2 separate regions of the Homo sapiens genome follow, and region 1 is linked to region 2. A link is a loop called in an ENCODE intact Hi-C map of the cell type or tissue named here. Cell type or tissue: PC-3. All regions are shown on one strand.

Evidence for each region. Peaks named below come from ENCODE experiments on the same cell type or tissue, not always from the same donor. Only the 100,000 strongest peaks of a DNase experiment are listed, where the experiment ranks them.
Region 1: a loop joins it to region 2, with 2.3 times the contacts of the local background. A loop is called at or near these places in 11 of 110 quality-filtered maps.

The regions. Positions count from the first base shown.
Region 1 is chr17:62,050,190-62,052,689 of GRCh38, reverse strand. MED13 (mediator complex subunit 13) reads left to right here. Exons shown (of 30, transcript NM_005121.3): 3 at 1-153. Among named protein-coding and RNA genes, the nearest start is that of MED13, 14 kb to the left of the region's middle. In PC-3, no CTCF peak of the experiment used is centred here; a DNase peak (open chromatin) is centred at 1,429; H3K27ac peaks cover 1,658 bases.
Region 2 is chr17:61,996,656-61,999,155 of GRCh38, reverse strand. The region is part of intron 9 of MED13 (mediator complex subunit 13); the gene reads left to right. Among named protein-coding and RNA genes, the nearest start is that of MED13, 67 kb to the left of the region's middle. In PC-3, no CTCF peak of the experiment used is centred here; a DNase peak (open chromatin) is centred at 1,335; H3K27ac peaks cover 2,056 bases.

The DNA.
Region 1 (2,500 bases), 54 kb before region 2:
GTGGGAGAATGGACTTTCCTATGAATGCCGTACTCTGCTTTTCAAAGCAGTTCACAATCTATTGGAACGGTGTTTAATGAACAGGAATTTTGTACGTATTGGCAAGTGGTTTGTAAAGCCTTATGAAAAAGATGAAAAACCTATAAATAAAAGGTAAGCTATCTTAAATTCTGACGTGATATTTCTTTAGATTTGTTCCTTTTTGTGTCTTAACAGAGAATGTGGGATAAAACAAGCTAATATACAGACATATTCCAGAGGTTGTCAGTGACAGAGTACTAGATACAGTCAGGTTTTTTTTTTTTTTAAACCACTTTACAAACTTCCCTTTATACACTTTAAGCATTTTCTTACTGTAGGAATAGGCTGTATTTTAATACAGTGGCCTAAATTTTGATTTGTGATGATAGACTTAATGTGGGATGAAAGCAGAGACTTAGGCTTGGAAGTATCTTTTTTTTAGTATTTGTGGAAATATATGCACAGCACTCTGATATTAAAATTAAGTAACAACACCTGTTAAGGATAGTGATCTGTGAGTATGTTTTGGATCAAGTTAACCCTTCTTATTCCCAATCTCTCAATTCCCTTTAATTAAAGTAATTTAAATTTGTGTTTTCTATATAAGACCATTTACTCTTTGAGAGCTTATAATTTTCTTGAGCAATGAATTAAGCAAATTTATGACACTACTTATTAGACTAGTTGCAGATAGAGGCACAGAAGACTTATGATAGATACCTCCTTCTCCTATGCAATTAAAACCTTCAGGTTACTCGCTTCTCCGTGATTTAGATAATATAAGGCATAGTCTCTCAAAAGATTTAAGTTCCCAGCAGTCATTGAGTTAGTGAGACTTCAAGAGAGATGAACCAGTGGCAAGTAAGTTGGGATGTGGGGAAGAGAAAACTAAAGGGAACTTACTAATTTTTCCTGAAAGATGTGAGAGGATGTGAAGTGAACATTTGGTTGAGATTGTAATCATTTTGAGGTCTTTGATGTCATATATGCACATCTTTTTTCATGTGCACCTGGAGTTTTTGTTTGTTTGTTTTTTCAAACTTTTTAGTTTTAGTAAGACTGGATGAGTAGATAAGCCTGGATAAATAAAGGTGCTTTCATTTTTTTTCCTCTTTGAAAATTAACGTAAACCTTTATTGTTAACAAAATACTTGTGTAAGTTCAGAATGCATTCAGCTGGAAATGACAGAACAACATTAACTACTTGGCTTATGTAGGGATTGATTTTTCTCAGTAGCAAGCAGTATGGAGGTCGATAGTTTAGTACTGGTATAGCTGTTCAATAATGTCATCAAGGATTCAAAGTTCCCCAGAGTTTTCTCTGTGCCATTTTTACATCTTCATGGTCCTCCCGTGTGTTGCACCTCCAGACCTCACAGTGGATTCCAGGCAGGAAGAGAAAGGAAGGGAGGAAGTAAGGAAGGTGTGGCACCTGAGTCAGAAAGTAAATTATTTTCTGGAAACTTTAGTTGACATATCTTTGGCCATACTAAGAGAAACAAATATCTTTTATTTGGAAACAGCTGCTCTGAACAAATGAAGTTTTTGTTAGTAAGAAGAAAGGGCTGATAGATATTAGATAGATACCAAAGATCAAAGAAGTGGAAATGGATATTGGGTAGGCAGTTAACAATATCTGCCATATACATTTATTTATTTATTTTGAGACAAAGTCTCACTCTGTTGCCCAGGCTGGAGTGCAGTGGTGCAATCTCAGCTCACTGCAACCTCTGCTTCCCAGGTTCAAGTGATTCTCCTGCCTCAGTCTCCCAAGTAGCTGGGATTATAGGCGTGTGCCACCACACCTGGCTAATTTTGTGTATTTTTAGTAGAAACGGGGTTTTGCCATGTTGCCCAGGCTTGTCTTGAACTCCTGAGCTCAGGCAATCCACCCGCCTCGGCCTCCTAAAGTGCTGGGATTACAGGCGTGAGCCACTGCTCCCAGCCAGGCATATAGATTTATGTAGTTTTAAGAAGTCAAACAGATTACCAAGATTTAAAATGAAAGGCTGCAATCCTGAGCCCCAATGAATAGATTTGCTCCTCAGAAGCAGCCCTTTTTAATTCTTCTGTTTCTTTTAAGTTACCTGTTTAAAAATTTTGAAAGACATAACATGCTTATTCTTGAGTTATCATTTAGGATTAATCTAGTGGACTTTTTTTTTTTTTGGTCACAACAGCCTACCATTGAAATTCTATTGACTTTCTATTGAGAGGTTAGCTATCTTACTTCCCCCGACTCAACACTTGGATATTGGCACTTTTGCACACACTTCTTTTCCCTCTCCTTTTCCTTTTTTTTTTTTTTCTGATACGGAGTTTCACTCTTGTTGCCCAGGCTGGAGCGCAATGGTATGATCTCGGCTCACTGCAACCTCTGCCTCCCAGGTTCAAGTGATTCTCCTGCCTCAGCCTCCTGAGTAGCTGGGATTACAGGCGTCTGCCATCATACCCAGCTAATTTTTGTGTTTTTAGTAGA
Region 2 (2,500 bases):
TTATTTGATCTCTAAAACATAGTTCTGAATGCCTTTGATTCACAGAAAGAAGTCTGTGATGAAATAAACTTGTTTTGATTTTTCTGTACTCTAAATCTTTTAAGTAAGTCTTCTATATTTGCTGTTTTATTTTAATGCAAATAAAGCTTTCCTTTGACAGTGACCTTGGCTCAGTTTAGGGATTGATTCTGAATATAGGAGACGGTAAAAAAAAAAAAAAAAAAAAAAAAGTACCATTTAAAAAGTGGGAGATTTTAGGCTGGGCTCAGTAGCTCACACCTGTAATCCCAGCACTTTGGGAGGCAAACATGGGAGGATCACTTGAGCCCAGGAGTTCAAGACCAGCCTGGGCAATATAGTGAGATCCTGTCTCTACAAAAAATAAAAAACTAGCCAAGTGTGGTGGTACACACCTGTAGTCCCAGCTACTCAGGAGGCCGAAGAGGGAGGATACTTTGAACTCTGGAGGTGGAGGTTGTAGTGAGCTGAGACCGCACCACTGCATTCCAGCCTGGGTGACAGCAAGACCTTGTCTCAAAAAAAAAAAAAAAAAAAAAAAGGCGGTGGGAAGATTTTGACATTATTGCATTCATTTGTTTCTTAACTTTCCGTCTGTAGCTTATCTGCTTCTATAATTGTCATCTTAAAAACTGTCATACCTCATCTGGAAGAATTTTTATTGAATAAAGGCATAACAGCATATGCTACCATAAGCTATGTTAAATTCTATATGAGTACATTTCAGGATAGTATGTTATTGTCATAGTAAAAGGAAAGAGTTGCAATTAATGAATAATATAATGCTTTGGGCCTTGCAGCACTTCCTGTTCATGGCTGTACCTGATCTTTTTGCAGTTTGTCTGTATTTAGCTTTATGTCTAATTGAAACTGTGTCTGTAGTTAATTATTTGGCTGTATGTGAAAGTTCGTTTGAGGAAAGGAGAGGGTTATTCGTATTCTAAAAGTGTATGTGTACTATATAATTGATGTTGACAGTATGGTAATTAGAGTTTTTTTATCTGGCATCTCTTAAAAGTAACAATTTTTAATTCTATTATCAGCTTTAAATATAGAATGTATAATGTAAATGAATTTATATTTTAAAATTTATTGTGTCTTGATACTCTTGAAATTGACTACATTTAAATTCTTTGCACATGCTAATGTCTGTGAGAATGATTCAATAAAATAACAAACAGTCATATTTAGGTAATGCATTTGGTTTACTCATTTTTTATTTTAATAGAGCCCTGTGCAGTAGAGTTGGTTTTTTTAATAATGTTACTGCACAGTAGTCTAGCAACTACTTATGTAAACAGTGTGAAGGTTTTTATACTTCTGCCAGAGGACAACGTAATATGAAACACCGAGTTTTATTTGTCTCTACAGAGAGTAGTAGTGTCTTTCAGGCTGGGGGAAGGGAGATTTCTTATACTTTATTCCCTAAGGATAGTTATTTGAATATAAATACTTAAAATCTTTTCATTTCTGACTTTGCCACTATGTGACCTCAGCAAAGCCCTTGATTTTACATAATTTCCACATCAAAGTCAGGGATAATACCCTTTGCTTCTTATCTTAAAATATTATTTTAAGTATTAAATAAGAAAAGTACATATCAAAGTAGTTAGAATTACTATTTTAAAAAGATTTGCATTAGTGAATATTTGGTAGACAATTCAGCTAACCGTTATTTAGAGTCTAATGTGGTGAGGTAAAAAACTACACTTGATACTCAGCTGTTTATAGAACAGAACTATCCTGATGATTAATTATAAAACATATCCCCAATGACAGTGTGCTAGCATTATATTCCCACAGCAGAAAGTTTTTGTATGCTTGGGATTTTAGTTTTTGCAATAAATCTGGGGCGTATTTGGAATAATAATGATATGTATTTGAGCATTTGATAGCATGTTTAGAAATCAGTTTTTGTTTTGATGGCCTACTTTGCCCCGAGTTTGTAAGAGATCAAGTGCTACTAGTGTTAGGCATTAGTGAATAGATGAATGAGATAAGATTTGCCTGTGAGTCAAAGAATGTACGATCTGCAAATACCTTCATTGCTACCAGACCTTACATATCTTACAATTTTTGTCTTAGTACTCAGAGTAGATAAGCAGTGGCATTGGTACCTTCTAGTGTGTAAAAATTGTTTATTTCAAAGTACAAGATAGTGTATTTTAGTAGTACTAATGCAAAAACATCTCAGTCTGTGATTTTTAGATTTCATTTATTCACTAGCAAGTATTGACACCTATTATGTACCAGGTACTCTAGGCATCTGTGCTAAATTAGTGAACAAAGGTTAGACCCCTGTCCTTGTGGAGCTTTTATGTTCTAGTGTGAGTGACAGTCAACTATGAATATAATAAATTATGTAATATGTTAAAAGATAAATGCTATGCAGGAAAATAGAGCAGGGTAAGGGGGATTATTATTGAGGCAAGTGGGCATGGGCATATTGCTATTTAAAATAAAGTAGTTATGGGCTCATAGG